Linked DNA regions of Homo sapiens: region 2 is linked to region 1. Evidence: chromatin loops called from intact Hi-C (ENCODE). Cell type or tissue: PC-3. All regions are shown on one strand. Region 1 has its middle 59 kb from the start of MIR4422. Region 2 has its middle 220 kb from the start of MIR4422.

What was found. A loop is a pair of places that touch in the nucleus more often than their neighbours do. Peaks named below come from ENCODE experiments on the same cell type or tissue, not always from the same donor. Only the 100,000 strongest peaks of a DNase experiment are listed, where the experiment ranks them.
Region 2: it touches region 1 in a loop (3-fold over the local background); 2 of 110 quality-filtered maps call a loop at or near these places.

What each region holds. Positions count from the first base shown.
Region 1 is chr1:55,282,625-55,286,624 of GRCh38, forward strand. No RefSeq gene overlaps it. Among named protein-coding and RNA genes, the nearest start is that of MIR4422, 59 kb to the left of the region's middle. In PC-3, CTCF peaks have their summits at 2,349 (motif pointing right), 2,550 and 3,379; a DNase peak (open chromatin) is centred at 2,347.
Region 2 is chr1:55,441,447-55,445,446 of GRCh38, forward strand. No RefSeq gene overlaps it. Among named protein-coding and RNA genes, the nearest start is that of MIR4422, 220 kb to the left of the region's middle. In PC-3, a CTCF peak has its summit at 2,439; a DNase peak (open chromatin) is centred at 2,315; H3K27ac peaks cover 2,417 bases.

The DNA of each region.
Region 1 (4,000 bases):
GTTTGTATTTATATAAGTGCTTAGTATAGTGCCTGGCACAAAGCTCAATAAACAGTAGCTATTGTTACTGAATATAATCAAGTGTTTCTTAATTTTCACATGTTATATGGACTTTTAGATTAATTCCACTGTCATCAGAGAACATATTGCAGATAGTTTGACAAGTGCTGAAACAAGGGAAATACAGGTTAATATGGGTGGAAATAACAGGAACACCTGACATTTAGGCAGGCTGCCTGCAGAATGATTGTAAGCATAAAACTGAAGGATAAGTGGGATATTCTGCCAGAGAAGGTGTGTAGGTAGGCGTGTGTGTGTTGGCCAGAGTAGTGGCTGAAGGACTTCAGCCTCATGGGGGAGGCCCATATGTGTAATTTAGTAGGTTCAGTGTATTTTAGTAAATGTTATGATGAAGGGAAGCTTGGGAATTTGGGGAGCACATCAAAGCCTAATGGATCTGCTTCATGAAGTTATGGGTATATAATGCTAAACAATATGTCCCAATGATTAAGCATGTGGATCTCAGACTTGGATTTGAATCCTCTTCTGCCTCTTAATAATCATTTTTCCTCGGACAAGACACTAACCTTCTCTAAGTCTCAGTTTTCTCATCTATACAATGGGGTTAAAAATCCCTGCCTTGTGCAATCAGTATGAAGTCATCTGAGATCATGTATGCCAAGCAATTAGCACAAGACAGGTATCAGGGCTCTGTTAGTGGGAATGGGTACGGGTTTTTACAACGTCACCTGGCCCACCATGGGAATGTCTGCTGCTACAGAACACCCAGGAAGCAGAAGGTGGAGAGGGAAGTAGACAAGAATATCCAGGAACCTTCCAGAAGGAGCCTATGGGCACAGCACACTGTGGCCATGGTAGACCCCATCAAGCTTGTGATTGCAGAAAAGCTGCATGTGTGGAGCATCAGTTTCAGAGGATTTGGACCCTTTTCCCAGCTCCGCATAGACTCATTCAATGAACTTGGACTTCCTGGGTCTCCATTTCCCTAAGTGAAAAATGCAAAGGGAATTTTCAAGGTAAATTGGATTCCTACCTCTCTCTCTCTCTCATGCATGGAGAATTAGATTAAGAAGAATTCAGAAGCTTTGTCCACATTCAATAGAATGGAGCATTCAGATGACTCTGGGGTTGGCAGTGAGTTGCAAGGGAACAGTAGCCATGGACTTCACATCTCTGGCTCATCAGTTGGCCCCTAACGCTTGCCGTGTGCTTATTTTGTATCAGATACCACGTTAAGTGCCTTACGTGAGTCACCTCATTTAACTCTCTTAGTAGCCCTATAAGGCAGGAACTATTATTATTCTAATTTTACAAATGAGGAATCTGTCACGGAGAGGTTAAGTAATTTGCCTTATGTCCCATAGTTGTTAGTTGTGGCCAATGTCTTTTCCAGCTCTTATAGTCTACCTAGATTGGAAGCTCTCTTTGAGGAGGAGCCTTATCATATTTATTTTTGAGTCCCCAAGGCCTAGAAGGCTTTCAGACTGTGTTTACTGCTTTGCTGAAGTCAGTGGTTTTAACTGTAAATCAAAGGTCCAAAACATAGAATCACTTGGTGAGCTTAGAAAGTGGCTCACGCAGACCAGGTGCAGTGGCTCATGCCTGTATTCCCAGCACTTTGGGAGGCCGAGGCAGTTGGATCACCTGAGGTCAGGAGTTCAAGACCAGCCTGGCCAACATGGTGAAACCCCATCTCTACTAAAAATACAAAATTAGCTGGGCGTGGTGGCAGGTGCCTGTAATCCCAGCTACTTGGGAGGTTGAGGCAGGAGAATCACTTGAACCTGGGAGGTGGAGGTTACAGTGAGCTGAGACCATGCCATTGCATGCCAACCTGGGTAACAAGAGTGAAACTCCATCTCAAAAAAAAAAAAAAAATGCAGTTCGCACGCCTGGGCTAGTCTCAGATCAGTTGTATCCCACGCTTTGTGTGTCTAATGGAGAACCATGGAGCTAAATATTCTGATTATTATTATTATTTTTTGAGACAGAACTTTGCTTTGTTGCCCAGGCTGGAGTGCAGTGGTGCAATCATAGCTCACTGCAGCCTCAAACTCTTGTGCTCAAGAGATCCTCCCACCTCAACCTCCCAAGTAGCTGGGACTACAGGCATGCACCATCATTTCCAGCTAATTTTTTGTTTTTAATTTTTAGAGACGGAGTCTTGCTATGTTGCCCAGGCTGGTCTCAAGCTCCTGGCCTCAAATGATCCTCCAACCTTGGCCTCCCAAAGGAGTGTTACAAGCGTGAACACCTGGACAATATTCTGATCCTTTACCAACTGCTAGCCCTTCTCCCCTCTTTCTGCTTCTTGGCACTGGGGGGTGCTGTTGGATAGTTTAAAAAGTAGTATTTCTTCCACTCCTGGTTTTTTTTTTTTTTTTTTTTTAAATTTGTCTTGTGTATTTCGTCTCAAAAACTTGGTGGAGAGTTGATGAAATGGACAACAGCCTGAACTAGCCTTCCTGTGGCTCTCTTCAGAATGTTAACCATTGGCGTTTAGGCAGGCAGATATAGAAAGTTTCTGGTGACTCTGCAGTTTAATTCCTTTTTCAGCCTTCCTCCAGGAGCAGTTTATCTTTGTTCAGGAGGACGATGTTTATAAGGAATTATGTGAGGTGTGGCAGGCTAAATAATGAACCTCCAAAGATGTTCATGTCCTAACCCCCACAAACCTGTGAATCTGTCACCTCACTTTGCAGGAGGGACCTTGCAGATGTGATTAAGGTAAGGATCTTGAGATAGGAAGATTATCCTGGTGGACCCTATGTAATCACAAGGGTGCTTAAATACTGGAAGGGGAAGGCAGAAGGTTAGGGTAAGAGAAGGAGAGTTGAGAATAAACGGAAGAGTCAGAGTCAGAGAGTTGTGAAAATGCCCCACTGCTGGCTTTGAAGATGGAAGAAGGGGCTGCCAGTCATGGAATTAAGGCAGCCTGTAGAGCTGGAAGTGGGTTTTCCTCTAGAACTTCCAAAAGGAAGGAGGCTCTGCTGATGCCTCAATTTTAGCCCAGTGAAACCCATTTTGGACTTCTGACCTACAGAATAGTAATATAGTAAATTCGCATTGTTTTAAGAGACTATGTGGTAATTTTAATTTTCATCTTTACAAAGATCCCCAAAATTACAAGAATAAAATTGTTACCCTCGATTTAACAAATGAGGAAAGAAAGACCTAGATTTTGAGTTACTTTCTCGGTGGCACTGAAAACTCAAGGCAGGGTGGTGACAAGGCCCCAGGTTTCCTGATTTCTGCTTTGTTCTCTTCACTAGGGCATAGAGGGCAACATGTCATAACAGGCAGAACTCCTTGGAAGTTGTCTAGCTCAGGGATGGTAAACAGGTTTTATTTGCTTCATGTGCCAACTCTGGACTATTGGTGGCACTGTACTGTGTCCTGCTTACCGGAAAAGGGTGCTGTGATTGATTAGCAATGTCTGCATGGGCTTTGGATGGGTAAGTCTCCCATGGCAACATGTGTGTCATGCATTTGCTGTACCTCAACTAATCCAACCCTCTCATTTAACCAACTAAGAATGGAATCCCAGAGAGGGGAATTGACTTATTCAAAATTATACAATGAACTAGAGACAGAGCTGGGATAATGGTTTTTCTCACTTACTGTCCAGCTCCCAGGGTCACCAATCAGATTTAAAGATTCCAACTTCCTTTTTCTTACCTTAGCAGGACTTCCATTGCTTAAATGGAAACCATTGAGGCAGCCTGGAACATTTATAACCATAGCCTTTCATCTCATCTATGATGCTGTGTAGTATTAAACAAGTTGACTGGTTTTTCTTTGTGCTTACAGATTAATCTGTTTCCACTAGATGTCTTCCCCTATCTCAAGGAGACTGGACAGTTCAAGCATTGTGAAGTTCCCTAACTAGATGTTGCCTAGGAAATGGCCGCCGAGAAAGTTGCAATGAAACACCTTGGCATTGAATGTATAGAGACCTTGACAGGCTGCTTGAGTTGGT
Region 2 (4,000 bases), 160 kb after region 1:
ACAAAATGTGTTATAGACTTAAAGAAATGTATATCCTTTGATCTAAATATTTTACCAAGAGAATTTTCTCCGAAATTTATGAGAGGTGTGGAAAAGATTTCTATATGAAGAATCTCATTATAGCCTGATTTAGAAGAATAAAAATATCTGGGGGAAAACTCCCAAAGCCTAACAATAAGAGAATGCTTTTATAAACTATGGTGCAATGACAGAATGTTACAGAATTATTTTCCTTGGCAAATGGTCACATATGTAAAGTATGATCATATTTACATAAAATTCACCTCTTTACAGACAGACACACACACAGAAAAGACATTGGAGAGAAATAAACTGACATGCTAACTGTGGTATTCTCTGGATTGTGGGACTACAGTTGTTTTTTATTTTTCTCTCTATTCTTTTCTGTGCTTTCTCTTATTTTTCTGAGGAATGTGTATTCACCTTTAGATTCAGAAAAGAAACTTAAAATATTGATTAAACTAATGCTGTCTAGCAAAAAACATAACTTTATTATTACGAACAAGTGAGTAATGTAAATGGCTGTTATTAATACTAATGACAATTATTCAGTACTTAATATGTAATAATATATCAATATTATTACAATGATTTAAAAAGTAATAATTGAGTATTTATTATATATAAGGATTTAGTTAATAGTAAGGATTATAATCATTCTTGTTGTATAGATGACAAAGCTGAGACCCCTGATGAATAAGTGGCTTGCTCAAAGTCCGAGAGCTTTAACTGGTGGAACCAGGGCTTGAACTAGGTTTGCTTGACACTAAGGCCCCTGTTTTTCACCACCGAAGTTCAGGTGAATTCTCTTCTGGACAGCATGAGATATCTCGTGGGACAGCCCTTCAAAGTGAGTCTACCTCATAAGACAACATGGGTCACAGCCTGGGGCCTGCTAGAAGCTCAGCCCAACATTATTTGATAGAATCAGTTAGTTGTCAAAGCATCAACTTGAAAAGAGAATTCAATTTTCCCTAAAGTTGAGGAAAACAGGCTTTCTTCCCTATTTCCTTCAGTGAAAACAGGGAAAACACACACAAGAGAGTTCGAGTGCTAGATGCTGACCTTTTTCTAAACAAAGCTTCTGTTATCCATTTTCTCTGTCTTCCTACCTGACCCAAACCTCTTCAGATGGATGCAGTTTTCTTCTTTAAAAATATTAGTATCTTCAAGCAGGTTACAATCAAGGCCTCCGAGTCTAGGTGCCTTCCTACCTCCTTCCAGTGGCTGTGATGCTCCATGAAGTGTTTATATTTAACTCATGGAGAGCAACCTTATTTTTCTAGTTTTTTTTTTTTTTTTTTCCTGAGACAGAGTCTCGCTCTGTTGCCCAGGCTGGATTGTGGTGGTGTGATCTCGGCTCACTGCAACCTCCACCTCCTGGGTTCAAGCAGTTCTCTGCCTCAGCCTCCCAAGTAGCTGGGATTATAGGCACCTGCCACCATGCCCGGCTAATTTTTGTGTTTTTAGTAGAGATGGGGTTTTACCATCTTGGCCATTCTGGTCTTGAATTCCTGACCTTGTGTTCCACCTGCCTCAGCCTCCCAAAGTGCAGGGATTACAGGCGTGAGCCACTGCACCTGGCCTTTTTCTAGTTCTTAAGAAAGAGTGGTGTGTGGCCTGAGTCACTTCGGTCTCTAAGACCTGTGGTCTCCTACCACACCTTGCAGAGTTGTGGTAAGGATTAGTGATAGCATGCCGAAAGCATATTATTCTGTAGACTCCATGAAGGCAGGATAAAGCCAGCCTTGTCCCCAGATGTATCTCCATTTCTTAGCACAGTGCCCTGCATGCAGCAGGTACTCAGCACATCTGTGATAAGTAGGAATGTGAATGAATAAACATAGCACATTACCAGGGAGACAGTAGGTACTCAACAAACCCTAGCCATGATACACTATTACCCTGCTGCTCTCTGGCCCTTAGTCTATGCATCTGTATTAACAAGGGCTTGGACTAGTTGGTCTCTAGGGTACTCTCCAGCTCTGACATTCTATGCCTGAATCCAAATACTCCAGAAGCAACCTGGGGCTCAGGGAGGAAAGATGATCTTCTCAGCATGTGCACAGAATTATTTGGCGTGTTCTCCATGTGAGACGAAGAGCCTGTGTACCGTCCTGAGGCTCATTCTGCCCTCTTCAACACACCATCTGGACCTCTCCACTTGGCAGTTTGCAACATCTGTCAGAAGTGCTTGGTGCCAGGATGACTCTTGCTGCAAGCATGTCCTTGGAAAGCTCTGGAAATAGGGAGCCTGCCGGGAGTTTATGTAACATGCTGAGTGGCCAGAGGACTGTGCGCAAAGGGCTCTGATCCCATAGCGGGTCAGCCTGCTATGACCACTCAGGGTGACTCAACTGATTGTCACATGCAACTTACAAACTGCTGACGACAGAGAGCACTGTGGTGAAAGGGACAGGAAATTCTGCCTCTGCTTTATATACTTTTTGGTGGTTATTCCCCTTTTTATTCTAAAAAGGAAGGATTTGAGATTGCTGACTCAAATACAAAGAATATAAAAAATAAATTAGAAAATCAGAATGAAAGGTGTAGGGGAGAAAATATTTCTTTCCCAACCTATTGCAAGGTTTATGACTGATATCCCAATGACAAAGACAGATTAACAAGAGAAAAGCGTAACTTATTTGTTTAATATAGTTTTACATGACTGAGGAGTCTTTGGAAATGAAGGCCCAAAGATCCAGGGAAAGCTGCATATTTTTATGGACAGACATAATAGAAGCTTGATTGAAGGACAGAAGGGTATCATCCAATGGTGCAAAATTAGGGGGAACTTAGCAAGGTTTATTTGTTCAGATTCTTCTTGGCCTCTGGATATAGGGCAGGACACTTCTGGAATGAGGGTCTTGTGACCTACGTTTAGGGGAGGTAGGTCAGAGAATTCTTTTGTGGCCTGCTTCAGGATAGAAAGGCCAGAGAAAGTCAGAGAGACCGTCCCACTTTTATAGTTTTCTTAATTTCCTCCAGCTTAAAGTCCTCCGTGTGTCAAGATGCCATATTTTGGGGTATTATATTGTGAGCCCTGACAAGGGAAAAGACTTGCTGGGGGTCTCTTCTACTTGCCTCTTCAGACCTACTCCACCTGCCGTCCTGCTGTCTGCCCTGGGGCACTGACCATGTGGCTTATATCTGGATTTTTACTGGCTTTGGCCATGGGGCGCACCAGCAGGAGATCAGAGGGAGGAGGGGAGTGAGGTCCTGAAGTCACTTTGGGCAGGCTGTGTCCTTCCCTAGAGGACACAAATCCTCTCAAATTGACCTTCTCAGTAAGACTCTTTCTTTCTAGACAGGTAATTGCTCTGTCTCCTGGGACTAGTGGTGAAGCTCCACTGTTATTGGCCCCTGGATAGTGCACTGTCTGTTGTACTTCCCCTATCTCCTGCCCACAGCTCTGTAAATAGCCCCGTTTTAAATAAACCTTTCTTGAATTATCTTAAATTGAGTGTTCCCTCTGTTTCCTGTTAGGACTTGACTGATACATAAGGATAGAAAATACAAGAGGGAACCAGAAATAATGCTCATGGATGAGATACAAATTGTAGTGCCCTGTACATGTGCCAAAAAAAAGATGTGAGTGTGTGCTATCCGTTTGACTTGAGCTTCCTAGTGACCAAAGCAACAGAACCATAGGAGGAGGTCTCCAGTCATCATTTCTTACCACCAGAGTCTAAGGGACCTTACTACATAAAACTCTGTCACTCCCATTATCTTGTGGGTTAAACTGTGTCCCCCAAAATGATAAGCTCAAGTCTTAGCCACTAGTACCTATGAATATGATCTTATTTGGAAACAGGGTCTTTGCAGATGAGACCACCTTAAGATGAACTGATAGCAAAGTGGTGTGGGCCCCTAATCCAATGACTGGTGCCCTTAATGAAGAGAGAAATGTAGACACACAGAAACATACTAGGAGGATGCCATGTGAAGATGGAGGCAGAGGCTGGAGTAATGCCCAACT